2 separate regions of the Homo sapiens genome follow, and region 2 is linked to region 1. A link is a contact called in ENCODE Hi-C or POLR2A ChIA-PET data. All regions are on one chromosome and are shown on one strand. Each heading gives the region's core, a stretch centred on a gene start or an enhancer-like site at or near the end of the contact. The rest is flanking DNA. Distances are from core to core; before and after follow the strand shown. Region 1 overlaps RAB10 (RAB10, member RAS oncogene family). Region 2 holds the start of HADHB (hydroxyacyl-CoA dehydrogenase trifunctional multienzyme complex subunit beta).

Region 1 (6,334 bases), core at 211-2,710:
ATGGATTAACTCATTAAAACCTCAGGATAATCCTAGTTCATAGTATTATTTCCTTTCTGCAAATGAGGAATAAAATAAAAAGTAACAGCAGAAAGGCTGGGCGTGGTGGCTCACACCTGTAATCCCAGCATTTTGGGAGACCAACGTGGGCAGATCACCTGAGGTCAGGAGTTTGAGACCAACCTGGTCAACTGGTGAAACCCCGTCTCTACTAAAAATACAAAAATTAGCTGGGCATGGTGGCAGGCGCCTGTAATCCCAGCTACCAGGGAGGCTGAGGCAGGAGAATCACTTGAACCCAGAAGGCAGAGGTTGCGGTGAGCCGAGATTGCGCCATTGCACTCCAGCCTGGGCAACGAGAGCGAAAATTCGTCATAATAATAGTAACACCAACAACAGCAGCAGCAGCAGCAATAACAGCAGTAATACTAATGTTTACTAGGTAATTACTAAGAGTGCTAAGCATTTCACATATACTGTCTCACTATTCATAAAAATCCTGAGAGTACCAATATGCCTATTTTATAAAACAGGGAGTTCAAGGTAATTTACTTAAAGTTGCAGGATTAACAGATGGCAGAACCAGTATTCAGTACCATGTCTGATTCATACCATGCATGCTTTTAACCTACACTAAGTTCTGTTCATTTTTATTTTTTGAGGTAAAATTCACAGTAAACTGACCACTTTAAAGCGAACAAAAAAAAAGAAAAAATAAAGTGAACAATTCATAATGTTGTGTAACCTCCACCTCTAAATAGTTGCAACATGTTTTCATCACCTCAAAACGACCCCATATCCATTCAGCAGCTTCCCATTCTCCCCTCCCCTCCAGTCCCTGGAAACCACTCATCTGTATTCTGTCTCAGTGGATTTACCTATTTTGGATACTTCATGAAATAGAAGCAAACAACATGTTAGCTTTTGTGTCTGGCTTCTTTCACTTAGTATGTTTAAGGTCCGTCCGTATTATGCAGCACATATTAGTATACCGTTTTTATGACTGAATAATACTCCACTGTATGCGTACACCATAATTTGTCTATCCAATCATCTCCTGATGGAAATCTAAATTGTTTCCACCTTTTGGCTTTTATGAATAGAGCTGTTAAATTCCACCTTTTGGCTTTTATGAATAGAGCTGCTATGAATATGCATATACATGTATTTGAGTATCTGTTTTCAATTCTTTTGGGCATACACAACAGGTGGAACTGCTGAGTCACATGGGAAACCTTAGTTTAACTTTTTAAGGAATTGCCATGGTGGCTGTACCATTTTACATTCACATGAGCAACGTATAAGGGCTCCAATTTCTCCACGTCCTCAATCATACTTGTTACTTTCCTTTTGTGTTTTTAAATAGCCATCCTAGTGGGTAGGAAATGATACCTCATTGTGGTTTTTTATGTGCATTTCTTTAATGACTAATGATGTTGAGAACTTTCCATGTGTTTGTTGATCACTTGTACGTCTTTGAACTCCACAAGTCCTTTGCCCATTTTTTATGAGACAGAGTTTCGCTCTTGTTGCCCAGGCTGGAGTACAATGGTGTAAGCTCAGCTCACCGCAGCCTCAGCCTCCCAAGTAGTTGGGATTACAGGGGACTGCCACCAGACTCAGTTACTTTTTTTTGTATTTTTAGTAGAGATGAGGTTTTGTCATGTTGGACAGGCTGGTCTTGAACTCCTGGCCTCAGGTGATCCACCCTCCTCAGCCTCCCAAAGTGCTGGGATTACAGGCGTGAGCTACCGCATCGGGCCCCTTTGCCCCCCCCCTTTTTTTTTTTTTTTTTTTGGAGACAGTTTTGCTCTTGTTGCCCAGGCTGGAGTGCAATGGTGTGATCTCAGCTCACTGAAACCTCTGCCTCCTGGGTTCAAGTGATTCTCCTATCTCAGCCTCCCAAGTAGCTGGGATTACAGGCATGCGCCACCATGCCCAGCTAATTTTTTTGTATTTTTAGTAGAGACAGGGTTTCTCCATGTTGGTCAGGCTGGTCTCGAACTCTCGACCTCAGGTGATCCACTCGCCTCAGTCTCCCAAAGTGCTGGGGTTACAGGTGTGAGCCACTGTGCCCAGTCTCTTTATATATTTTGGAATCTTAATCTTGATCAGATACATGACTTGCAAATGTTTTCTTCCATTCTGTACCGTCTTTTTACTTCTTTTCTTTTTTTAGAGCTGGAGTGAAAGTTTATTAAAAAGCTTTAGAGCAGGAACAAAGCGAAGGAAAATACACTTGGAAGAAGGTCAAGCTGGTGACCTGAAAGTGCTGTCTTTTTGCATAACTTTTTTTTTTTTTTTTTTGAGACACAGTCTTGCTCTGCCACCCAGGCTGGAGTGCAGTGGCGCAATCTCAGCTCATCACAACCTCTGCCTCCCAGATCAAGCGATTCTCCTGCCTCAACCTCCCAAGTAGCCAGAATACCAGGCGCGCGTCACCACACCCAGCTAATTTTTTTTATTTTTAGTAGAGATGAGGTTTTACCATGTTGGTCAGGCTGGTCTCAAACTCCTGCCCTCAAGTGATCCACCCGCCTCTGCCTCCCAAAGTGCTGGGATTACAGGCGTGAGTCACTGCCCCCGGCCTGTTGTTTCACTTTAATATGCCCTTTGATGCACAAGAGTTCATTTTGATGAAGTCCAATTATTTTATCCATTATTCCTTTTGCCACATGCTGTAGCTCCACTCATTTTGATTTCTGAAATGGGTTGAGATGGAAGAAGTTCCTTGATACTGAAAAATTCTGGGTGACAGAATCAAAGCTAAATTGAACTTTTGCCAACTACAACTAAGAGACTAGTTGTAACTGGGGATAATACAAGCATTTCTAGTACAATGCAATATACACATTCCTAAATAACCCTTTAGTTCTGCAAAATCACAAATTAAAAATAATCAGGCTTATAAGAAAAGTTAGGTTTGAGGTAGTTACTCATAAGCAACTTTGTCCAGAAAACTAAAAATACTAGCACTATTAAAAATACATGAATTCTTAATAAAGAAGCAACCATAAGTATCGAATTTTACCCTTAAAAAAGATGAAGGTAACTCGATGAAAAGGGATATAACGACTGAAACTGAAGGGGTAAAATGTACAAAAATTACATAGAACCTTATAAACTTCCCTTGGCCAAACTGTACCAATGGCAAGGCTGAGGGATGAATTCCATGTGCACACTTTTGTATTCCTCTGGGACATACTGCTGCAATCAACTGTAATAATAATGTACTTGGTATACCATGTACCAAAAACACGTACCATGTACCAAAACATGGTGTACCATGTACCAAAACATAATACACTAGGGAAAAGCACATATGACCCAACATGATTTCCTCATTATTGCGATATCATTCACTTTTTAACAATTGGCTATAAGCTAATTCACATTATAGTAACATGAGTTTCAGTAGGGTAAACCACACTTACTACACACTTGGCAATGAATAAGGCAAAGTCCTTCTGTTGGGGGAACTTATGAAAGGGTATTACCCATTCCCCCCAATTTCAAATCTCTGATGTTAGTAATAATAAATCCTATGAACAAGAACAGGAGGAAGAGCTATCTTATATGAGGTGGTCAAGGAATGACGCACTGAGAGATATTTGAGCAAAGACCTTAAGGTAAGGGAACAGGCCATGTGACTATTTGGGGAGAGTGTTCCAGGCAGAGAAAATAACAAGTACAATGGATTTGACATGCAAATATGTTTGGCATGTTCAAGAAACACAGGGAGCATTTTGAGCAGAGTGATGTGAGCCTTCTAATCCATGAATACGGTATAGCTCTCTTTATTTGGGCTGTCTTTAGTTCTCTCAGCGATATTTTGTAGTTTTCCATGTCTAAGCCTTGCATATATTTTTAAAATTTATCCCCATTTCATTTTCATTTGTTGGATGCTATTGTAAATAATATATTTTTACATTTCATTTTCTCATTGTTTGCTGCTAAACACAGAACTCCAATTGATTAAGCAGGTGCAGCTGCTCACGCCTGTAATCCCAGCACTTTGTGGGGCCGGCGTGGGCAGATCACTTGAGGCCAGGAGTTCGAGACCAGCCTGGCCAACACAGCAAAACCCAGTCTCTACTAAAGATACAAAAAATTAGCCCAGTGTGGTGGCACACACCTGTAATCCCAGCTACTAGCATACAAAAAATTAACCGGGTGTGGTGGCACACACTTGTAATCCCGGCTACTGCAGAGGCTGTGGCATAAGAATTGCTAGAACCTGGGAGGCGGAGGTTGCAGTGAGCTGATATGGTGCCACTGCACTCCAGCCTGGGTGACAGAGTGAGACAAAAGGAAAGTACAGGGAAGGAAAGGAGAAAGGAGGGGAAGGTTTTGGGGGAGGGGAGGGAAGAGGGGAAAGCTGAGGGGGAAGGGAGGGGAGGGGAGAGAAGAGAGAAAAGAGAAAAAAGAAAAATAATACAATTGGTTTTGGTACACTGACCTTGTATCCTGCAACCTGTTACATTCACTTATTAATTCTAGTTGCTCTTTTTTTGTGGAGAAGGTAGGTTATTTAGGATTTTCTATGTATATAACAACACAGTCTAAATAAAGGCACGTTTACATCTTCTGACTTATTTCTCTTGCTTTATTTTATTATCTACAACCTCTAATATACTGTTGTTCTTTATTTGACCTTAGGAAGCTCTAGACTAAATGCTCTGCCATTAAAGTGTGTTAACTGTACAAAATTTAGCACATTAAACAAATGTTCCTGTTCCTAGATTCCTGAGTTATCATGAGGTGTATTTCATCAAATGCTTTGTCTATGCCTACTATGATGGTATGATTTTTCTTCTTTACTCCATTAAGGCAGCTAATTACTTTGATTTTAAATGTGAAACCAACCTTGCATTCCTGGAATAAAGTCCATTTGAGTCATGATGTATTATTCTTTTCATAAATTCCTGGATTTGGTTTGCAATTATTTAGTTAATAATTATTATGTTCTTGAAAAAAATCTCTATGTTCATTAGGGATAGGTCATATCTTTAGTTTTAGTATCCAAGACAAGGCTGATCCCATAAAACAACTTGGAAAGCATACCCTCTTGCATTTATTGGAAGAGTTTAAGATTCATATTGTTTCTTCTTTAAACATTTGATATAAATCACCAGTGAAGCCATTTGGGCCTGAGGTTTCTTTCAGAAAGGTTTTAAATTAAGATCTCATTTCTTAAATATATGTCTACTTATTCTATCAATTACTAAGAGAGGACTGTTAAAATATCCAACTATACAATTATAGATTATTTCTCCTTCCAATTCTGTCAGTTTTTGCCTCAAGTATTTTGATATTCTGTTATTAGGTATATATGACAAACTGACCCCTTTATCATTATAAAAAGATCCTCTTTATTTCTAGAAATATACTCCTTGCTCTAAAATCTACCTTGTCTAATATTAATATAGCACTCCAACTTTAAGATTTGGTCGCTGATTAGATGTGCCCAGTATATTTTTTAGTAGTTTCTCTAAGGCTCATAATAAACATCGTAACTAGAACCATCTACCTCCAAATGGTATTATACCACTTTTAACATAATATAAGAACCTTACAGAATTATACTTCCATTTTTTCCCCTTCCCATCATTGGGCTATTATTGTTTTTTAAAATTTCTTTGTTACACTTCTACATTTTACTGCTAAGTGCTATAAATCCTATAAAACATTAAAATATTTTACTGTAAACAATTATCTTTTAAATAAATTAAAAATTGAGAAGAAATATTTTCTATTTCCACACATTTTTACCATTTCCTGTCATCTTCATTCCTTTTGTGTAAGTTTCGATTTCCATCCGGAATAATTTTTTTCAGGCTAAAACACTTCCTTTAACATTCCTTAAAAGCACAGGTAAAAAATTCTCTCAGCTTTTGTCTGTCTGAAAAATGTATTTTGCCTTTATTAATGATATTTTTGTCAGGAATGAATTCTAAATTGATAGCTTTTCCTTTCTGAACTTAAATATTACTCCATTGTCTTGCGGCTTACATTGTTTCCTTTTTTAAATTCCTTTTTTGAAAGTAAATTTAAGAAACTTTTTATTTCGAAATAACTTTCCAGAGAAGTTGAAAAAATAGTACGCAGTTCACAAATACCTCTTTATCCAACTTCTCCTGATGTTAATAACTTATATAACCCAAGTACGTCAATCAGAAACAGGAAAATAACATTGGTGCAATTAACTAAACTACAAACCTAATTCGCCAGATTTAACTTTTTTTATGTTTCAGGATCCAATTCAGGTTCCCACATTGCATTTAGCTGTATGTCTCCTTAGTCTCCTCCAACTTAAGACAGTCCCTCAGTCTTT
Region 2 (5,973 bases), core at 1,793-4,292, 160 kb before region 1:
GTTCTCTTTAATTTTTTTAAAATAAGCATTTTACTTATGCATAATTCTAGTTTTATTTAAAATCTATATATACTGTTGTTCCTCAGTATCCAAGGGGGATTGGTTCCAGAACCCCCCTCAGATACCAAACCTCAAGGATGCTCAAGTCCTTTACATAAAATGGCATAGTATTTATTTGCAAAGAACCTACACACATCCTCATGCATACTCTAAATCATCTCTAGACTACTTACAATACCGAATGCAATGTAAATCTATGTAAATAGTCGTTATGCTGTATCGTTTAGGGAATAATGATGAGAAAAAAAGTCTGTACATGTTCAGGACAAATGAAACCACTGTAGGCCTAACTACATTTTCACTCAGACATTGGTTGAATCTGAGGATGTAGAACTCACAGATACCAAGGGCCGACTGTACATCAATATCTTATATAAATATATACAAATATACAAATGCATTTTAAAAAGTCCAGAAAAATACACATCAAAATGTTAAAAGTAGTTATCTCCGGGTGGTGGAATTACAGATTTTCTTTAGACTTTTCTGTAGTTTCTGAATAAAAAATTACATGGAATATGTATTCCTTCAATAGTTAATAAAAAATAGAGATTTCAAAAGTAAGAGGGACTAAGCAAATTATCCTATAGCAGAGCTGACCTTTCTGTCATTTGCTAAACTTCAGAAAACAGAAATTTTGGTAAAAATATTCAAAGCATGGAAACTCCAGGGTAGGGTAGGGTAGGATCGAGTTGGTTAGGGTAAGCCTGAGTAAGGTGTGAACTATGGAAAGATACACGAAGCTGCAGGCACCTGGGAGCAAGGGAAAGGAAGAAGAGTCTAGGCAAGTAATGAAAACAAAAGCAAGATGGGGTGGCTCTAACAGCTCATTATTACAACTTTGAAACACAACGTAATGGTTAAGAGAACTAAAGCCAGACTATGTCCAAATCCTGATTCACCCTAGCTGTATGACTTTAAGCCAGTTACTTAACCACATAGGACGCGCACGCGCACACACACACACGCACGCACACCCACGTGCACACACCACTTAAAACAGTGCTTGATACACAGTTAGGGGTATACCTGTGTTTGCTATTACCAGTAGAGATGGTGATACAAATGTACTGTTTCCCTCTATATAAACCATTGGACTAAAGTGCTTAGGGATCAAAGAAACATTATAACATTTCTGCCCTGATGGAGCTTAGTTTTGTAGAGAAAGCACAGGGAGCAAAAAAATGGAGCCAAATGAGTGATCTAAATCAGGGATTGGCAAACTACAACACACGGGCCTCTAGCTAAAAATAGTTTTTCACATTTTTAAAGAGTTGTAAGGTCGGGCGTGGTGGCTCACACTTGTAATCCCAGCACTTTGGGGGGCAGAGGTGGGCGAATCACCTAAGGTCAGGAGTTCGGGACCAGGCTGGCTAACATGGTGAAACCCCGTCTCTACTAAAAATACAAAAAATTAGCCCGGCGTGGTGGTGTGCGCTTGTAATCCCAGCTACTCGGGAGCCTGAGGCAGGAGAATCACTTGAACCCGGGAGGAGGCTGCAGTGAGCCAAGATCGCGCCACTGCACTCCAGCCTGGACAACAAGAGCAAAACTGTCTCAAAAAAAAAAAAAAGTTGTAAACAAAACAAAACAAAAGAAACAATATATAACAGAGACCAAAGTGATCCTGCAAATCCTGAACTATTTACTGTCTGGACCTTTAACAACAACAACAAAATTTACCACTTCTGACCTAAATAATAAGTGTTACACGCAGTTAGGTGTTGAAGAAAGCATTACATGGGCAGGAGGCAGGCTCTGAACTGTAAAAACCTTGTAAGATTATCAAGAATCCTTTTTGCAATTTATTCAGAAGTGGTCAGGTCATCCAGTTTCTGCTTAAAGTGCTCACATGATGAGCACTCACTATGCAACTTGAGCTTTAAACAGAAACCTCTCTACTCTGTCTCTATACTCATTTCAGTCTTAACTTCGATGCCCCTTGTTTCCTGTCCTGCAGAGCTGTCAGTCTGGCGAGTAGTGAGACTCAGACTTATGTCTGAATGCTAGGTCTGTCACAGACTAGAAAATGTATATATTCTGAGCTTCCCAAACTTCATCTAGAAAATGCAAATGATAATAATTTGGGGAATGTGAGGACTAAACAAAAAGGTATGAAGGTGACCAGAGCACAGCAGGCTCTCAATGTGACTTCCTTTTGAAATCAATCACTTTATTCCAGGACTCCAGCCCATCATTCCAGCACAAAAACAGCTACCATGCAATGAAGAACTCTTCACTAGGAGTTAGTAGACTTAGGCTCCAGTCTTATTTCTACTACATATGGCCATGGGTAAAATCACTCTCTCTGATTCGTAGGCAGTTTCTTCACCGCTTAAGTGAGCTGAGGTGTGAACGACCAGATAGATAATCATCCAGATCGGAAAACCCCCGAGAGCGCAGGATTATCTGGATAACGGAGCCGGATGGAGGATTGTCTCCGTTCCTCCCACACTCAAGCCCCGAAAGGTCACCTGACCTAGTCTTATTCTTTACAGCAGAAATCGGGCAAACCCATGGCGCCGTCCACAATCTCTATAGCCGCCGACCTGGGTACAGGGGAAGCAGGCGAAACAACACACACTTCTACGCAGACCAGGGTTACATTAAGGCCGACGCCCACACACGCCCACACACACCCACACACACACACACACCCCCACACCCCCAGACTTCGTTAACTTGTGATGATAAATTAGGGCGCAGGTGACACTACTGTCCCGAACTTCAGCTGGAACGCTAGTCCAAGTCACTGTCCTAACTGCAGCTAGCACTGCCGACCTTGTCCGAGGAGTTTCCTTCCGCTCCCTCAACTCCCACTTTCCCAGGGAGGGGAGGGGGCCGGGGGCACCGGCGACAGTTGCGGGGAAGGAAGTGGAATCTCGCCTTTGGGAAAGCCCGGGCGGAGAGCTGAGGGCTCGCCGTCTCACCTTGGCTGACGTCCGCGAGGACTCCCTCTCGGAGCAAGGTTCAGGTCCAAGTACCAAGGCTCTGCGGGACCAAGGGGCGGGTCCTGCCCAGAAAGGGCCCCTCACCCCGCGGGCGGTCAGGGCCGTTCTTGAGGGCTGCCCTCCGGCCGCCTGACTGGAAAACCAGGCACTCCACCCCCTCCTCTCCGGGCCCCCGTCCTCCCCCGGAGAATACGACCTTTCGGCCATGTTAGCCAGGAGCGAGGGGCAGGGCTAAGGGGCCGGCGGCCACTCGGCATCTGGGTTTTAGTCAGGCAGTGCTCCAGGCGCCTGGCTGCCAGGCTACGGGAGAAAAGTCCTCCGCTCGGCCGCACCCGTTAGAGGCGCTCTCCACTGCTGTCCTCTTCAGCTCAAGATGGTGGCCTGCCGGGCGATTGGCATCCTCAGCCGCTTTTCTGCCTTCAGGATCCTCCGCTCCCGAGGTGAGGCCTGGCCGAGGGCATCCCAGACCTCCGGGCAGAACTCCTGCCGGGACTGGGGTGGCCCCGGAGCCGCGTCTCCCTTTCGCTGCCGCCTGCCCCAGCCCGGAGACGCAGCCCTCTGTGGGGATACTGCCCTGGGACCCGGTTTCCCGTGACCTTCTGAAGAGACTGTCACTTCCCCTCTCACGACTCCTGCGGCGATTTCAGGCTTCCTAACTCCCCAACTTTCTGAGTCTGGTGCCACTCGTTCTGTCACCTTTCCGCGGGTCTCTTGCGTCGCACTTCTGGGCTCACGCCCCTCATATTTTCTTGATCCGGAGTTCCAGGAGAATCGGGATCCATTCTGTCGCATCTTTGTGGCTCCACAGCACCTTGCCCCGCAACAAGAGCTGTCTTAAAAACAGCACCTTACCCCGCAACAAGCGCTGTCTTGTATGGGATTAATCAGCCTTGCAGATCACTGCCCCTCCCTGCTCCGTTCCCTCAAAACCATTTTTGTGCTTACTACCCCAATCAAGTAGGGAGCTCAACTCTTGCAGTTTCAGTAATGTCAGTGTGAACGTATAGTATTTTGAATTTCAGCGGGAAGTTCTGCAACTTACTGGAAGACACACTTTAAAAATACGCTAATACCTCTACCTTAAGCAATAAAATGTTAGATCGTTCTGAGAACGATTTGTAATCTGATGATTCCCAGTCAGCCTGTATTAGCTAGTGTTTTTCCTTTTCAAACTGGCAGTGAAAGGGTTAAAGTGGGTGGTTGTAGGAAACGTTGCATTTTCTTTCCATCCCAAATCTGTAAAGTCAAAAGTGGACAACGTTTTATTGCATGTTGTGCTTAATAAGTTACTTAACTAGAAATTTTAACTTTTAATTTAATTTGTAATATGAATTACCTCTCTTCCCTCTTCCGGAACCGCTGAAGTAGTATGCTTTTTTTAGACAAGTAGCTGAAATCCCTTACTGTAAGGGGATTTTTTTAATGATTGAATATTTTTCTGCTCCCTTTTTTCAACAGCTGTTTTTAGTCTCCACAAAACTGTAGCATGTATTTGCCAATTATAACATAAGCACATTATAGAACATTGAAATGCTGTAAGGATTGAGGAAAGAGATGAAAAAAAAACGAATCACCCATTGTCTTACTACTCATATGCTTACCTACGGTTAGCCTTCGGTTATGTTTCCTTACAGGTTTGGTGGTTTTTTTCCCCTATTTTCACAACACTTTTGAAAAGTAACGTGTAATTTTTATCTTACCCCTGCATTGGTTTGAAGGTATTTCTTATGGATCGGCAGCTGATGTCACTCGGAAGTGGTAGCCAGGGCACGTGGTTCTAGTCACTAGCTGTGTTACTTTGGACAAATGCCTTAAACTAAATGGGCTTTATTTTCCTCATCTGCAAAATGAATGATTGAGATGATGGATTTCCTTTGCATGAGAAGTAGCATGACAGAGCAATTAATAAACATTGTTTGGGCCGGGTGCGGTGGCTCACGCCTGTAATCCCAGCACTTTGGGAGGCCCAGGCGGGCGGATCACGAGGTCGGGAGATCGAGACCATCCTGGCTAACACGGTGAAACCCCGTCTCTACTAAAAATACAAGAAATTAGCCGGACGTGTTGGTGGGCGCCTGTAGTCCCAGCTACTCGGGAGGCTGAGGCAGGAGAATGGCGTGAGCCCGGGAGGCGGAGCTTGCAGTGAGCCGAGATCGCGCCACAGCACTCCAGCCTGGTCCTCCGTCTCAAAAACAAACAAACAAACAAAAAAAACATTGTTTGGAGTCTGACTTCTGGGTTTGGACCTGGCTCTGCCTTTTACCCTCTGATGACCTTGGGCAATTAATTTCTGTGTTTGTTTTCTCATTTGTAAAATGGGGAATAATACCACCTTGTGTGATGAAAAGGAGTTATTTTAGATATCAAGCAGTTTTTCATGGAGTAAGCACTCAGTAAATATTATTAACTCCAGCCTGGAAGAAATACGATTGTATATATCTGAGAGTTTTTAAAAGTAATTTGTACATCTTATGTGTGTAATAAAAAGCTACCAACCTAATTTTTCTGTTTTCTGTATAGAAATATATAGACACATAAATATATACTTTGCATTGTGTTTTCACCAGTAAGAAAGTATCATTCGTTGTAGTTACTGATCCCTTAATAGCAATTTATAAATTTTGAAAAAAAGTCTGGAAAGTGAATTTAAAATGACCTGCACCCTTATATTACTATTTAGACTCAATAGATCCTTCACAGTAAAAGTCTGTGCAAGGCTTTGCCAAACATTTAATGAGATTATGACCTTTGCTGGTGGATGATAAAATTCTCTTGAAAGGGGCCAGGCACGGTGGCTCATGCCTATAATCCCAGTATATTGGGAGGCCAAGGCGGGCAGATCACTTGAGGTCTAGCCTGGCCCACATGGTGAAACCCCATCTCTACCAAAAAATACCAGAATTGGCCAGGTGTGGTGGCACACGTCTGTAATCCCAACTACTCGGGAGGCTGAGGTGGGAGA

Evidence for each region. Hi-C counts contacts between places; a loop is a spot of excess contacts on that map. ChIA-PET counts read pairs that join two places held with the same protein, here RNA polymerase II (POLR2A). Pooled maps may share reads with other maps.
Region 2: a map of CD4-positive, alpha-beta T cell shows a loop between it and region 1 (5-fold over the local background). The contact joins the promoter of HADHB here to the enhancer-like site in region 1. A Hi-C loop is called at or near these places in 3 of 168 maps with a recorded cell type or tissue (CD4-positive, alpha-beta T cell, dorsolateral prefrontal cortex and sciatic nerve), 1 of 37 single-sample maps with no recorded cell type and 9 of 50 pooled maps. POLR2A ChIA-PET finds 5 or more read pairs at or near these places in 4 of 52 experiments (H1, K562, WTC11 and 1 more).

The regions. Positions count from the first base shown.
Region 1 is chr2:26,081,462-26,087,795 of GRCh38, reverse strand. All of the region lies in intron 1 of RAB10 (RAB10, member RAS oncogene family), which reads right to left. The region is part of intron 1 of LOC105374333 (a long non-coding RNA gene); the gene reads right to left. Among named protein-coding and RNA genes, the nearest start is that of RAB10, 51 kb to the right of the region's middle. Within about 2 kb of position 1,460, at least 5 of the 41 ENCODE cell types and tissues checked have a DNase peak (open chromatin) inside an H3K27ac peak, as active enhancers do.
Region 2 is chr2:26,242,008-26,247,980 of GRCh38, reverse strand. It overlaps HADHB (hydroxyacyl-CoA dehydrogenase trifunctional multienzyme complex subunit beta), which reads right to left and starts at 3,042. Exons shown (of 16, transcript NM_000183.3): 1 at 2,991-3,042. It overlaps HADHA (hydroxyacyl-CoA dehydrogenase trifunctional multienzyme complex subunit alpha), which reads left to right and starts at 3,349. Exons shown (of 20, transcript NM_000182.5): 1 at 3,349-3,451. The coding sequence starts at 3,385. RefSeq lists enhancers at 1,287-2,014, 2,873-2,972, 2,827-3,507, 4,993-5,533.